2 separate regions of the Mus musculus genome follow, and region 2 is linked to region 1. Evidence: chromatin loops called from intact Hi-C (ENCODE). Cell type or tissue: gastrocnemius. All regions are shown on one strand.

Evidence for each region. Hi-C counts contacts between places; a loop is a spot of excess contacts. Peaks named below come from ENCODE experiments on the same cell type or tissue, not always from the same donor. Only the 100,000 strongest peaks of a DNase experiment are listed, where the experiment ranks them.
Region 2: it touches region 1 in a loop (3-fold over the local background); 19 of 42 quality-filtered maps call a loop at or near these places.

The regions. Positions count from the first base shown.
Region 1 is chr17:86,902,301-86,910,300 of GRCm38, reverse strand. No RefSeq gene overlaps it. Among named protein-coding and RNA genes, the nearest start is that of Tmem247, 11 kb to the left of the region's middle. In gastrocnemius, CTCF peaks have their summits at 361 (motif pointing left), 3,970 (motif pointing right) and 4,890; DNase peaks (open chromatin) are centred at 4,262, 4,784, 6,066, 6,513 and 4 more places; H3K4me3 peaks cover 1,065 bases; H3K27ac peaks cover 1,215 bases.
Region 2 is chr17:86,147,820-86,155,819 of GRCm38, reverse strand. No RefSeq gene overlaps it. Among named protein-coding and RNA genes, the nearest start is that of Srbd1, 6.6 kb to the right of the region's middle. In gastrocnemius, no CTCF peak of the experiment used is centred here; a DNase peak (open chromatin) is centred at 4,677.

The DNA of each region.
Region 1 (8,000 bases):
GTGCACAGTACAGCACTGCCACCCATCAGCCAGGCCAAGAGCACCCTGGGAACCACGTGGGCAATGTGGCAGAGCCTGTGGTGTTTCCCGAGGGCCTTCATTGTTGTTTCTAACTCGTCACTCGTGAGCCAGACTGCAGTTGTAAGCCCACTCTTCACTGGCCTTTGGGAATGGGCTTTCTTGGTTCTGTTGCTGACCTAGAGTCACCAAGTAATGGAGGGAGCGTCTCTCTAAAGCTTCCTCGACATCTTATCGGATGCCCTCCTTCTCTCATGTGCATCTACACAGGCTCCCGTCAAGAACACTCCATCTTTGTTCTCTAAGTTTCCCCTTCTCTGTGGCCATGTGGGCCAATTCTGCCCTCTCGTGGCCTGCCCTTGTTGAGCGGTGGCTCAGATTTTCCAGGGATTCTTGTCTTTCTGCAGAATGATCGGGCCACTCCCTGAACCCACAGACCCTCGGGGAAGGGTTTCAGCTCCAGAGAACTTCTGATGGCAATCCAAGCCTGTGGGTTTGTGGAGGTCTGTGAGGAGGAGACACAGAGGCTGCCACTGGGAGCACCTGGGGGCTGGACCAACAGGCCGAAGTGGATTGAAGGGCATTGACATGAGGGCCACCAGTGGGAAGCAGTCAGTGGCTGCCCCAGGAATATGGCGTGTGGAGTATGGCCATGGAGGCGTCTTCTAGCCACATGTTGAGGTCCTCTGTCTAGGTCAGCACATGGAACCATGAAAGCTCGTTCTCAAAGCGAAGACAACTGCCGTCCGGCTCACATATGACAAGTTAGGAACAACCATGAAGGCCCACGGGTATCACCACATTGCCCACACGACCTTCCAGGAGGCATGCTGAGCCGTGGCTGTATGTGCCTGGCCTCACTTTGGGTTGTGAGTAGAGTGTGTGTGGCCCTACGAGGACTTGGAGGGGTAAGAGCTGGGGACTGAAGTGAAGGAAAAATAGAAAGGAGTCAGGACAAGGGGATATGGGGCTTAAGGATAACACGGGAGAAGCACAGGCACACGGGGCTTGAATTGGGGTAGCAAGTGTGCTGGGTTCCCAGAGTTGGTGTGGTGGGGTTGTGTGTGTGGGGGGTGATATTAGACTGAATGTAGTCCAAGGCCCACCTGTGCCCTTCAGTGCTGCAGGTAGCTTAGAGGGCCCTGGATGGATCAGCATCTCCAGAAGCTAACCAGACAGAAAGATGGAATGGTAAGGCGCTGTCATCCCATGCCTGTTTGGATTTTTCTAAGACCCCCTGGAACCTGAGTTTGGCAATAGTGAAAGCGCTCAGCCTGTGTTTCTTCTCCGCAAGCTCTGGCCCTGTCCTGTCCTTTAGATTGCCCAACTCACATCCAGCTCTGACGTCCTTGCTAGGAAATCCAAGGTGCTGGCTAGAGTTGTAACCCAGAAGGAGATCCAGTGTTAACTGAAACACACAGACACAGAACCGGCCGATAACAACGCGGGCACAACACTCACCATGTATATTTGTCTTTACACTGAACTGAGGCTTCCTGAGCCAAACGCTGGCATTTAGCTGTAGAGGTAGAGTTGGAAGGGGGTGGGTGGGGAGATGATGCTTGGGGTTAGAGGACGCCTTCCCAGATGGATGCTTGTGTCCCAAGACAATTGTCCACCAGCTTAAACGACAAGCCCCAGACAGCTCTGAACGGAGTGTCCTCGGGCTGGTTTTACATGCCTTTGCTTGCTGGAGGGATCAAGCGGCTTGTGTTAGCCAAGCATGGCAGGGCAAGCCTAGAATTCCACTGCTTGAAAGGGGCGGGCAAAGGCTGATCTGTCCAGTGACTTTGGTTGGAACCAGCCTGGCTACTCAAGAGCCTGTCTCAAACAGATACACAAAGGCTCACATTTCCAAGAGGGGCATGAGTGCAGGGGTTGACCTGTGTCGACAGGAGTTTAACCTTGGCTTTGCTTTCAGATAGCAACCCTGAGGTACCTTTTCCCAGGGGGATCGTCTCAGGAGGCCAATCTGAGGTCTGCAGCCTGAAGCTCAAGTGTCTCTGATCGTACGAGTTTTAGGAGTTCCCTCCACTGTGCTACATAATGCTGGATACTTGCTGTGGTGGATTTGGTTTAATGCTTGTATTATGTTAAATGGGTTCCCAAAATTGCAGGAGGACCTGCATCTAAAACCCTGAGGATTCCTGCCCTCGTTTGGTTTTCATTGGTGAATAAAATGGCCAGCGGCCAATGGCTGGGCAGGGAGACAGACATGGGACTTTAGGATTTGAGGGCAAAGGGACAGAGAGGGGACTGAGAACCGCTGTGTCGGGAAAGGAGAGAGACCAGGCCCGAGGCTGCAGGAGGGAGAGCACAGCAATCATGGAAGAGCCGGCAAGAGCGGCCCCAGCCCCTGCCCCCATTGCAAAGATTGGAATATAGATTTTAGTAAGTGGCCAACTGTCTCCACTTACTTGCTTGGGATTAGAGGACAGCCCAGGCGTATTGGAGGGGAGAGTGTCAGCCACATGGAAGTTTGGAAATGTCCCAGCCATTTGAGTGGGATTAATCGCCTACCACGACAACTTACAATTCACATTCACATAAGGTGGGGCTAAGAGTCTTGAAGTAAATGAAATGGGAGCACGTTGGCTTCCGCAGATGATCTAGATTCATCCTCCCGCATGTGCTCTCCGTCCCCTGCTCCCGGGGAGCTGCGGCTGAGCACTGTGCACTGACTCTGGGACCAGTCCGGAGCTCACAAGGAGCCTGCTTTTCCCACATTGGATTCGTGAGAGTGAGGGTAAAAAGAATCTGCAGAGACTACCTACCGTACATCCCTGACCTTGGCGCATGCTCCTTGAAGCTCTGAGTATCGTCCTCACTGCTTACTCGCACATGTCTGTTTTGGTGACTCCAGGTCACAGTCCCAGCAGGAGGTGGACCAACTCTATTCAGTTCTAGATAGGCAATGTTCTCAGTCTGTCCCAGGTGGTTTGAAAATGACCTGGAGGAGTTGTAAGTTCTCTGGGCATAGCAGCTGGGACCTTGGCATTGTGCCCTGGTGTCAGTCATGTATCAGAACATGCATGTGACCATATTTTATCCCCTCTGAAGAGCTGCTGTGGTCATCCCTGCCTGTATGAGAAACTGTGGATCAGGATACCTAACTGATTTCACATGCACACAGCTGTCACCTGGCAGGGTGGAGATTTGAAACCAAAGCTGGTTTGCTGTAAGTCTGATTTTTTTTCTTCCTTTCACCCTGTGTTCTGTTTCACACATGTAGATCTAGTCAGGTCTGCAGAATTATCTTGATAAAAAAAGCCATAACCCCCCTCTCTCCTTTTTCCTCCTGCCTCCTTATTCTATTTTATTTTGAGACAGATTCTCATATAGACCAGGGTGGCCTTGAACTTGTTATGTAGCCAAGGCCAACCTTGAACTCCAGACTCTCCTGGCTCCACTACCCTGCTGCCAGGATTCTAAGCCTCCTAGTGGCCACCTTCCTAACTGCGTCGCTGGATCTATGGCTGTGAAGGAGCAGTGTTTTGATTCCACAAGGTGTTCCTTAAGCATGTTTATCCTTTCTTTCCCCCACTGTCAGTCGGTGCCAGCTTTGCCACCTCCTCTGCATGGTTCCCATTGCTCTGAGCTCCAGCTCTTTGAGGACTCCGAGCAGGCAGCATCTCACTCGAATGTACGGACATCTTCCATGTTTGACCCTAGACTTCAGGCTTTCTGGTTTAGAGACTATGTGATGTGTGCCCATCACAAATCACATCGTGTACAACACGACAGGCCACTTACACATTAAGGTGTAAGGTGAGGTACCCCGGACGTGATTTCTCAAAAGAAGTGTTTAGCACGTCTTTGCCATAACAAATGAGGCTCATTGTTGCGCTCTTGGCATTCAGGAGTAGTTCATTTTGGTCCTCTCCAAACTGCTTTGGGTTTGCGCTAAGAAGCCCTGGCCCGGCTCTACCTCGGTAGCAATACTGCTTTTGTCCAGAAGATGGCGAGCAAAGCCAACAGGAAGGAACAAAGTTTATTAGCGCCTGGCGTGAGAGAGCAGTTAGCTCTTCTCATAAAAGAGACAGGGATGGAAAAACGATTTGCCAAGGTTTATAAAAATGCACTGAGGATAAGGACTGGCCTCGAAGGCAGGGTTTCTGGCTGACCTCTATGAAAGTCAGTAGTTTAGAAAGGGCAGCTGAAGTAGAAAGATCACAGCAGCTTGTGACTGGGTCGTTCTTCAAGAGCCTGCTTTAATACCTTCAGCAACTTCTCTCTAAAGCAGAAACAGCCGGGGAGTATGAGCAGGCCAGGGCACCATCCTCCTCTGAGACGCTCACTGGCTTTGGAAATCAGTCCTAATTTCGTGCTCCTTGGTTAACTCTCTAGTCTACCGGAAGCTTCCAGGGGCTTCATGGTCATGTTTGCACGGGTCTTTAAACTGAACAGAGGTTGGGAAAGACATACTGATTTGAGCTGACTAGAAAGAGGTAATAGATCGATGGGGGAGGTTCCAGTCGGGTGGGAATTTGCCAAATAGCATTTTTTAAAAAGAAGCTGAGGAGGCCAGCCAAAGCTCTAGCTTCAAAGTCAGAGTAATACAAAGTAAGGTCAGCCAGGGCAAGGGTGTGACCCTGGGAAGGGGTAAAATACCTCCCCGAGTTTTACAGAGACAGATTTCTAAAACTATAGCCACCTCCCCCCAGCCCCCATTTTCTTGTGACCTAAATCCTCCCCTGAAGCGGAGCTGGGCTCTAGGCCAGGGTGTCAGTCACGGACAAAGGCGTCCTGTTTCGAAGGTCTGGCCACTGTGTTTGCCTGTAGGGGCCAACAAACGCTGTAGGCCTCCCCCAGCCGATAACATAGAAATCCGCAGAGTTCCTCCCAGGACACTCGCAACACTGCCCCCTCAGGTTTCTCCAGCACGGTGACAGAGCTGTGTCCATAAGGCCGCTTGATTCTGGTTGATTGTATGGTGGCTGCTAGGTTGTTCTTCCTCCAGCTGACTCCATTCTGGCTCTGTTTGTTTTTCCTAGCTGACTGGAAAGCCTTTTTCTCAGGGTTTTTTTGGACCAAGAGTGAATGACATCCCAATGTGGCCTGTCCTCTTTCTCTCTCTCTGCCTATTTTATCCTCTTGCTTCCCAGAACTTTGGTACATCTCTGCCTTTGTCATTGAAGCTGAAGTGGCAGAGGACATTGCCGGGCTGGGGACCCATTGCTGAGCACAAGAGGGAAGATGGACCGTTCAGCTTAGTAGGAAGTTTCTGCTCCTGTGGAATAGAGATGCTGACATCTGCCCGTGATCTGGTCACAGAGAATGCAGAGACAGCACAAATGGCAAATGGGTGTACATTGAGGGAAGGGTGTACATTGAGGGAAGGGTGAGAGAATGGGGTGAATGAGTGTATGTCAGGTGGGAAGAGGGGGGACAGAGGCACAATGACGGGCGTCTGTGAGACATCTCCAGGTGTCAGGAGGCGCAGCCTTCCGCTTACACGAGAGCTGCATGTGTACATTTGGGCGAGCACTGTGAGGAGCGGTATCAGGAGCCGCTGTGAGAGTGGTGACAGAGCTCCGGCCATTGCCCTTGAGGGAGCAACTACTTGGCTGTGTGGAAATAAGCATTAGGAGAATTAATGTGGCTTAAAGTAGAGAGGAATGGAAAAATCCAGGGGGAAGGGAACCGTGAGTTCTGGGCTACAGTGGATGATAGGGAGACTAAGAAGGTACCAGGGGACAGATGTCAACCACATCCTGCAGGAAAAAAAAAATGACACAGGGCCCTGAGAGATGAGGAGGACTATGGATTGAGGAAGACATAGAGGGTCATGCCTGTGTGTGGGTGTTGTCTAGGAAGTCACAGCCTGCTGTGGCCAGAAGGCTCGGCTCTTAGGTGACCACAGAGGGACCTTATTCATGTGGTTACTGGTGTAAGGAGGGAAGTGGAGCCCATAGGCAGATGCGACCTTCTGTGGCTTCCTCTCACACTCTGGGCTCTTGTTCCTTCAGTAGTTACCCCTTAGCCTGACTGCACCCTTGGCTCAGCCTCAGTTGCCAACCTGCTTAGCTCTGATCACAGCCTGGGACACAGCTCTCTTGGCTACACTTCGAGGAAGGCAGGTGTTCTGTCCCTCAGTGCCAGGGCTCAGCTGTTTTGAAGGTGGGAAGGGAATGTGGCCCTGTTTGGAAGGCTCTGTTTAGGAAGTGAGACCAGGAGCTTTGTCAGAGAAGGGGAGATGGGTGGGGTGGGGTGGGGGAGAATTTTCTGGAAGTTTCTTCTAGTCTGGGCTCTTTGAGGCAGCTGCTTATATGATGGATGGCGACATTTATTTACTGCAGTTTTCTAGGGGTCACAGATCCCAAACAGATGTCCAATGCCCTGCAGGGAACACTGGTGGCATTGTGAGGGGGACATTTTTATTCTAAGTGAGTCACAGAGGCAGGGGAAGACAATGAGTCAACTGGGAACTGGCAGGAGATAGGTGTAAGGGCCATGGAGGAGTCGGGGGCGGGGTAAAATCAGCCCAGCCTGGCGCTCACTAGGACTTCCTCTCTGCCGCTCTCGTTTGTCAGCTGTGTGGTGAGGTCTCTGCACTGCAGCTTCTCCAAGCTCCTTTAGTGTGGTGTTGGCCGTCCACCTTCTATTTATGCTGGGTCCTCAGCCTGGTGTGGAGTTCAGGCATCAGATCGGGGAGGGGCCATAAAGACTGTCCTCTCAGGACAGGGCAGTCCCAGAGCTGACAAATTTGAATGTGTGAATAGGATTCTGGACTTCTAGTCTAGCCTCGAGTTCTTTTCTAGCTCTTATCAAGTTAAGAAAAGGCTTTGAAAAGAGTATCCAAGGCAAACATTTCAAATATTATAAAAAGCAATGGAATCCTTCTCTTAAAGGATATTTTATATGGAACGGAGAGAAGGCAGATAAAACACATCTGTCTGGGTAGCAGGTTTAGAGTATACGCAGCAGACTTGATGCCTGCCCGACTCCCAGGCTCCTCCACAGAGCCTCTGAGCAGGGTAGTCCACACCCAAGGGCCAGATGAGCTAAAGGCAGGCGTAGAGACTCTAGATTCCACGTTCCTATGGAAAGTCCTCTAGAAGCGAGAGCCAGGGAAGTCTCCCGTGTCTGCTACAAGACTGGTTGAAGACAGCAAACATGTGTCCATCAAACATCACAGCATGGCCACTATGGAAGGACCCTCTCTGCACCACCAGACATTTCTTTCAGCACTTAATATTAGCAAAAGCTCACACTGTTGTTTCTCAACTCTTTGTTCTAGAACGTCAAGGCTAGACTTTCCTCTCTGCTTTTCCAGATTGAGTTGCTGATCACAGACTGGCACTTCCCTCGCAGGTCAAGGTTCCTCTGCGTGTCTCCCTGCCCCTAGGATGCTGGACTGAAGGTGAAGTCTGAAGGCGGATAGACGGGAAGCCCTCTACGTGCTGGCTCTTTCAGGAGTACTCGCATTTCTGGGTGTGGATGTCTCTAGAACAGGGACCCAGTGCCAGCCCTTGTTCTATGAGTATCATGGCATAACAGTGGTTCTTGGTGTCCCTTTGATTCTGGGGCTGCACATTTGACAACATTCACTGTCATTTCCATTACAGCCAGGATGGCAGGTTTGTTTGGATCTGATGGTCATTTCTGATGGCCCAGCCTACCACACCCATCGCTAATCTGTAAATACCTAACTCTACAGGACAATGTAAAGGCCACAAGCACTCGTGTTCCTGACCCAGGTCAGCTTCCTCAGGAAGTAGGATGCTTGGATTGTCCTTCCGTTCCTTACGGAAGAGACTTCGGTTTCAGAACTTCGGTCCCCATGCCCATGACAGTGATAACCTCACTCCCCCATCACTATTGGGGCTCTTGAGCATCTGCATGGCTCCTGCCCCTCTCAATGACTAACGTCTATTTCAGGATTTGGAATCCATCCTCCCCGTATTACAGTCTCCTCACAGTTGCCATGGGGAGCAATAGCAGAAGTTCCCTGCCATGACAAAGTCATGGCTGCAGTCGAG
Region 2 (8,000 bases), 750 kb after region 1:
CAACTCGTGCAGCTGGAAAATCTGCGAAAGGCAGGAAGGAATCTGGGGACAAAAAAATTAATGCCTGTTGCACAAGCATCATGCACTAGATTCCCACGTTAAATAAAGAAGAAAAATCTCACTTGAACCCATAAGGACGTCCTAGAATGGTGGTTCTCAGCCTGTGGGGTGCAACCCCTTGAGGCAGAATAAACGTTTCACAAGACTCACATATCAGATATTCCACATAACCGATATTTACATTACAATTTATAACAACAGAAAAATTATAGCTATAAAGTAACAACAAAATAATTTCATGGTCACTGCAACATAAGGAACTGTTTTAAAAGGCCATAGCATTAAGAGGGTTGAGAACAACTGTCCTAGAACAAGTAGTAATAGAATACGTGTGAACAAAGGCCAAGGGGGGGACATCACACCCATAATCACACAGTTGGAGAGCAATGGAAGCAGGGTTGAGGTCATCTCTTTGACTCAATGGACAGGTTTTCTACATTAGGAGTTGCTACCTTCTGTAGGAATCCAGAAAAGTCTTTAGAACAGTGTCAAAGAATGGATGAGAAACATTGGTTTATGCTTCGGCTGCTCTTTGCCTGTGGACAGTAGATGCACATCAGAAGCCCTGGATTGCGACAGCCAGTCTCAGAGGGATGATGTGGGTCAGGACAGTCGAGGAAGCGATGCCCCTCTGAGGGTCTCAGAGCCACCCTTCATGGGGCTCACTGACAGCTTTTGCTGCTTGGTCCCTCTGGGACTACTGGTCACTCCTAAGAAAGAGGGAATTAACCTTTCTAAAGGGTGGGGCTTGTTACTGCCCAGGTTTGGTGACTGGCATGGGTATGAGCCAAAGCTACCTAGGCAAAGGGTCTTGCTTTTGACTCTGTCTAGCCTACATGCCCTAGGCCCCAGCCCACACTCTCTGGTCCACAAAACAAGAGGATCCTAGGAAAGCCATATCCATTCTGTTTATACTGGGCCAGGAAGTCTTAGGTGTACATTAAGTGGGAAGAAAGCCAGAGTCCCCCTCCCTCCAGCCCTTCCAAAAAAAACCTTTCAAAGAGCAGCAGATTAGCTTTTTATTTATTTTTATTTTTTATTTTATTTTATTTTTAAGATTTATTTATGAGTACACTGTCACTTTCTTCAAACACCCAAGGAGAGGACATCAGAGCCCATTACAGATGGTTGTGAACCATCATGGGGCTGCGGGGAATTGAATTCAGGACCTCTGGAAGAGCAGTTAGTACCACTTACCCATCTCTCCAGCCCAGCAGAGAGAATATCACAGGACCATAGTGTTTAAATCCCCCAAGTTTCCTGAGAATCATCACCCATTTCTCTTATATCCCACAGTTTGGGGAAATGGTGCTTTTTCCTAACCAACTCCTATCTTCTTCAGGCAGTAATTGTCCTTTACCTAGAAAGGAAACTATCCAACTATCCAATTTTCGGATCAAGCAAACTGGTACTTGTTCCTTGAGTTAATGAACAAGGTTGAGAAGAGGAAATGAAAAGGCTCGGATTGGGAAAGGGTTCCGAGTCTGCCTGTGAAGGCCGGCTCCCTCTTCGGCTCCCTCTTCAGCACTTCGCTTGCTCTGATTAGCTTGGAGGCTAATCAAGGCTCCTCTGGTTGCCCCCCACACTCATGTGCTCACCTACAGCTCAAGTTCATGATGCTGTTTCTCTTAGAACAGGGATAGGAGCCAAGTTCCAAGTCCCTGTCTGAGCAGTCACCAGCTGTGTGAGCTGAGTGAACCACTTAAGGTCTCCGAGTGCCAGTGTTTTCATCCAACCAGAGAGCAAACCTTCATTGCCACCTACTTACACGGCAGCGCCCAGCCACAGAGGCTGCTGAAGGCACTGAGGACTCTAAAGACCGGTGCAGACGTAAACAACAGCTCTGTGAAAAAAAAGTCATCCCTCCAAGATGACACAGCTGTCATCCCATTGTCCAGAACTCAACACTGGGCAGAGATCCTAAATGTCAGTTGTTTGTAGTTTAATGTAGAGAGATCGTTAGTTACATTTCAAGTGAAAGCTCATCTGTCATCTACTCCGAAATGCAGGTAAAGTGTCCTAAAACTTCATTCCAAACAGGTGGAAAAAAAAATCCCTTCATATATCCTGAAGGAGCCTTTCACTCCCCCACGGGCTTCTTCTCGCCCCCACCCTCAACCCCCAGTGACCCTGCCGAGCGCCACGAAGTTTCTTTCAGGGCTCATCTGTGAATTCTCCCTCAGGATGCCCCTTTCACGGGGGTCAGTTATGACTGCTAGACAATGACTCTGAAATGAGGCTCTGAATATTCTTCCTCTAGCATTTGCCTGCTAGGTCACACAGCAGGTCTGCCCTTCAGAGTCTACAAGTCTCTTGTACACAAACTGGAACCCTCATCCCAGACAAGACACCTCAAGTGCACACCTCACCATCTTTATTACCTTTCTATTGCTGTGATAAGATATCATGGTCCCAGAACAGTAGCTGAGAGCTTGGATCTTTTTCCATAAGCACCAGGCAGAGAGGGCCAACTGGAAATGGTGAGAGTTTTTGAAACCTCAAAGCTGGGCCCCCAGAGACACACTTCCTCCAACAAGGCCACGCCTCCTAATCCTTCCCAAACAGTTCTGCCACCAGAAACCATTCTCATTCAAACCAGCACAACCAAACAACAGGGTTTCCAATTCCAGTGCCCACCTGATGATCTTTGGGACACATTGAAGTTTGTTAAGGTCCCTTCAAGTGTCTGTGTGTTAGTCTTCTGTTGCTGTGAAATAAATTCCTCAAACCTATGGGGCTTAAACCTGTCAGCGTATATCATATAGTTCCCAAACTCAGAAACCCAGGAATGGCTTAACTGGGTGGCTCTGCTCTGTGTCATAAATCTGGTGAGGTCCCAAAAGTTAGTGGATGGTGCCTAACCCCAATTCATCACTTTCATCAAAATAGCATTGCCAACACCAACAAACCCAGAACCTTCCAGATTCAACTTGACTTGTCAGATTAGCATCAAATGTAATTGGTAGAAAACTACTTAAGAACCAACGTATAGGTGGGTGTGGTAGCCGATATCCATAACCCCAATGCTCATGACTATGACGGGAGAGTTACCATGAGTTTGAGGCCATCCTGGGCTACATAGTAAGTTCCTAGTTAGCCTGAGCTACAGAATGAAGTCCCATCTCAAAACAAAACAACAATAACAACAAACAAACAAACAAAAAGATAAATGTTCCTTATTTTAATTAAATCAATTTATTTATTTTAAAGACAGGGTTTCGCTGTGTAGCCCCGGCTGTCCTGGAACTCATTCTGTCGACCAGGCTGGCCTAGAACTCAGAGATATATACCTACACCTGCCTCCCAAGGGCTAGAATTAAAGGCATGTGGCACCACTGTCTGGTGCAAGCTCCTCATTTTAAAGAGGGGAGAGGGAGGAGATGGAGGGGGAGAGGGGACGTGGTGGGGGAAAAAAGGAGGGGGAGAAAGGGAGGGGGAGGGAGAAGGAGGGGGAGGGGGAGAACAGCCTAAGGTAAGTAAGTGTTGTCCGCAATGGACCCTTGTCATAGCTTGTTCTCCTCTGCTGCTAAGAGAGAAGATGAAGGCATGGGCAGTGAGCACTCATCCCTGCAGCCCTCTGACACCTGCCCCCACCTAGTGGTGACAACATTTTCTGGCAAACCTCTTCTGATTCTTCTTTAAATTTATTTTTGTTTTATGTGTTTGAGTGTTTTGCATATATCACACGCGTGCCTGGTACCCAAAGAAGCCAGATGAGAGTGTCAGGTTCCTTGGAACTGGGGTTACAGATGGTTGTGAGCTGCCCTGTGGGTGCTGGGAGTCAAACCTGGGTCCTCTGGAAGAGCAGCAAGTGCTCATAACTGCTGAACCATCTCTCTAGTCCCTGTTCTGATTCTTCTAATCACACATTTTTTAATTAGAAAAAAAAAAGCAGTGATGTCCAGTGGTCTTCAGCCTTCCTAATGCTGCGACCCTTTAATACATTCCTCAGGTTGTGATAACCCCAACCATAAAATTATTTTTATTGCCACTTTGTAACTGTAATTTTGCTACTGCTATGAATTGTAATGTAAATCTCTGTGTTTTTCAGTGGTCTTAGCCCCGTAAAAGGGTTGTTCAACCCCAAAGGCGTCATGACCCACAGGTTGAGAAATGCTGTAAACCTTGTGTATGGGATTTGTCTGTGTTTTGTATAAGCTACACGGATGAAAATATTTCCCTCTTTTCTTCTTCCTGATTCCATGAACAAAATTTCCAACTGTGATTTCTATCACTCCAGGCATTTGCTTTAGAGCTATGGTCAACTGTGATTTCTATCACCCCAGGCATTTGCTTTAGAGCTGTGGTTTGTATCTGTTTAGACTCTGAATCAGAATCACCTATAAACTGTGTAGCTATTATTTTGGTCTTTTTTTTTTTTCCCTGTCAAACTTGAGTCCGTCTTCCTGATCTTAGATTCTTCCATTTGCAGATCTTTATCCTTAAAGGAAAGAAAAGCTAACTAAGGATTATTGTGCTTTTACCCCCACGTGCAGTTGCATCTACTGTCTTTACCAAAAGGCTTCCTATTTCAGCCTTCACTCCCGCCCTTTAACCTTGACTGACTACACAGGCATCCTATCCCAGCCTTTGCTCCCTCCCTTTAACTTTGACTGATTACACAGGCATCCTATCCCAGCCTTTATTCCCGCCCTTTAACTTTAACTGATTACACAGGCATCCTATCCCAGCCTTTGCTCCCTCCCTTTAACTTTGACTGATTAAACAGGCATCCTATCCCAGCCTTTACTCCCGCCCTTTAACTTTGACTGATTACACAGGCTTCCTATCCCAGCCTTTGCTCCCTCCCTTTAACTTTGACTACCCTCGTGCTCTGCTGGGAATAGTCCTCAACTAGAAAAGGATAAAATGTCTTCAGCAATAATATGGAACATGCTCAAAATATATTGTTGACACAAGTATGGTCTGGAACCACAATATTGGAAGAAAAGAATATACAGCATATTTCATTAATTACAGTATGCACATATTTTCACAATCTTTATGTTTCTGATATCAGAAGTATTGTATAATATACAGCACCTCATAATTTATTTGGTAGGGCTTTAAAAGAGAAATTTCCTTTGTGGAAATATGGTCATGGTACATACTGCAGTAAATGGAATTGTGGGCTTAATAGATATGTACTGCTGGAAACTATACATAGCATTTTCTCTGGAAAGAATCTCAAGGACAAAGATAGATCGGAGACTACAAGTACGTATAAGAATATAGATAAGGAACTCCAGAGCCGACAGAATTTCTATTGCACGTTCTTTTATATCTTGCACTTCAAATTAAGCTAGCCATACTAATAAATACAACATTTTAATAATAGACTCTAATTTATAAAGGACAACTGGACACAAGTCTTTGGACCCCACTGCTTTGCTAAGATTTGTTCAGGTTTCCACTCATTCTTTTTCGAGACAGGGTTTCTCTGTGCAGCCCTGGCTGTCCTGGAACTCACTTTGTAGACCAGGCTGGCCTCGAACTCAGAAATCCGCCTGCCTCTGCCTCCCGAGTGCTGCGATTAAAGGCGTGCGCCACCACGCCCAGCTTGTTTCCACTCATTCTTAATGAAGGCCAGTCAACACAGGAAGGCTAGGACTGTGCCAACATGTATAATGTCCTTCATCCAAAGTCCAGTATGGCAGCTGGTCAGAGACTAACTCCAACTGACCTCATCCTCCCCCAAACACCACTGTGGTAGTTTGAATATACTCAGCTTAAGGGAAGTGGCACTATTAGGAGGTGTGGCCTTGTTGGATAAGATGGTCTTGCTGGAGGGAGTGAGTTGATGTGTGGGCAGGCTTGGAGGCTCCTATGCTCAGGCTCCGCCCACTATGGAAAAGACCCTCCTCCTGGGTGCCTGCAGATAACAGTCTCCTACTGGCTGCCTTAAGTCAAGATGTAGAACTTTTGGCTCCTCCTGCACCATGTCTGCCTGGATGCTACCATGCTTCCCTCCATGATGATAATGGACTGAACCTCTGAAATTGTAAGCCAGGCCCAGTTAAGTGTTTTCCTTTAGCGTGGTCATCGTGTCTCTTCACAGCAGTGAAACCCTAAGACAACCAGTCTCCTGAGAATGCTAACCAGATCCTTTCTCAGTACAGTTGAGCTCGACAACTTTGTCCCACTGCCTTCTTTACCCTGAAGTTGTGCCACAAGGCAAGGAATAGTAATCCGTTGTTCTGCTTCGATTAGATTCCTGTTTCCAGAAGAGCCCTTAAGCATCATCCAGGGAGAGGGTGTGAGGAAGAACACAACCCCGAACTGGTGTCAACTTGCTAGCATGTCACGCTATCATGATTGCTCAAACGTGATGAGGTGACCACAGGCAGTGACCAGAAGACTCAGCCATGTCACTGAGACACCACTGCTGATCCATGCCTGTTGATGGTATTTATACAAGCAAATAGCCATCCCCAAAGCCATTTTGAAGGTTATGTGCACACATAGGTCGTATTAAAGTGGGAAAAAGTTAATCTCAGTAAACCTGAGAAGTAAGTATAGTTGAGGTCGGGCCTCAAGCAGTAAAACCAGTGACTACAGGGGAGGGGAGGGATTCACAAGGCCATGGTTTTCCAATTCAATAGAGATGGAATCCAAGTCAATGGTGGTTGGGTGTGAGTGAGGGTAGCATCCAGGGCAATTTGCATCAATTCCTGTTGGCTTTTTTGGTTCACTCTTATTAGCTGGCCAGGGCAAACTAAATCGAACTTTAAGGCTCAAGAGTAACACGAACAACCTCTTTGGTTTATTCAGCTGCAGTATAGACAAAATTTCTAGACTTGGAACAGGCCTAATTTCACATAAAGTTACTCTTTAACTTGATTGGTAATTTAGGACTGGGAATGTGATGTTGGTCACACATGCATGATGGGGCCTTAGGTTCAGTCCTTAGCACTGAAAATGAAACAAGAGGTTGCTATCTTAACATGTAACAAGTCCCAGGTTCCTATAGCTAGCTTCAACATTAAAGCATAGGAATTTGTCCCAATCTACAGAAAATGGAGCTTTCTGTAGGGGGATGGTCTGGTGTTCTTTGTATTCAAATGCTAAATTCTGTACCCCAAGATCTGACTGCTTCGAGTCAAGCAAATCTTCATGCATACCAGCTTTTGTTGTGTTAAGCGTATTTAATAAAGATGCCTGCAGCCTGGATGGGCAGAAGAGAGGGGCCAGAGCAAAGGTTCCATGAAAGGAAGAGGAGAGGAGGAGAAAAAAGAAGTTGCCATGGGGTAGGCGATCGATGGTGAGTGCATGGCCTGTTGGAGCAGGAGTGGCCCATGCAGAAGCTGCCAAGTGATATCTCAGGATCACTGACAGGGAAGTAGGGAAAATAGCACAGAGGGTTGAGATCTGCCCAGCTCTAATGCTTGAAGGTTTATTATAAATACAAAGGTTTTTGTGTCTTTTATTTGGGAACTATATGTTCTAAGTAGTATGTTAACCACAGAGCAATATTAACCACAACAGTTTTCTTGTTTAAATACTAGACTATAAATACTGCTCCTACCTTTGCTTGCTCTTTCATTTCAATCTGTACAGTATATCACTTGAAGCAGTCTTCCATTATTATGATTTATAGTGGTCTTGTCTCTCCAGAGAAACAGAGCCGATATGATTGACACACAGAGAAGCTATGATATGACTGATACATAGGCAGGTAGATAGGCAGGCAGGGCCTATCTATCATAGGCATTGGTTCACACAATTATGGAGGCTGTCCTGCACCAGTCCATCTACAATCTAGACAACTGGGGAAGCTGAAAGCGTGGCTCACTCTAAATACAAAGGCCCCAGCATTTAACCTGAGAAACTGGAGAACAAGAGGTTCTAAGCCCCAGAATTCCAAGGGTAGATTCTCCGGAGTCCAGCATCTGAGGGCAGGATAAAAGGGCTGTTCCAGCTACAGAGCTCAGAGTATCCCC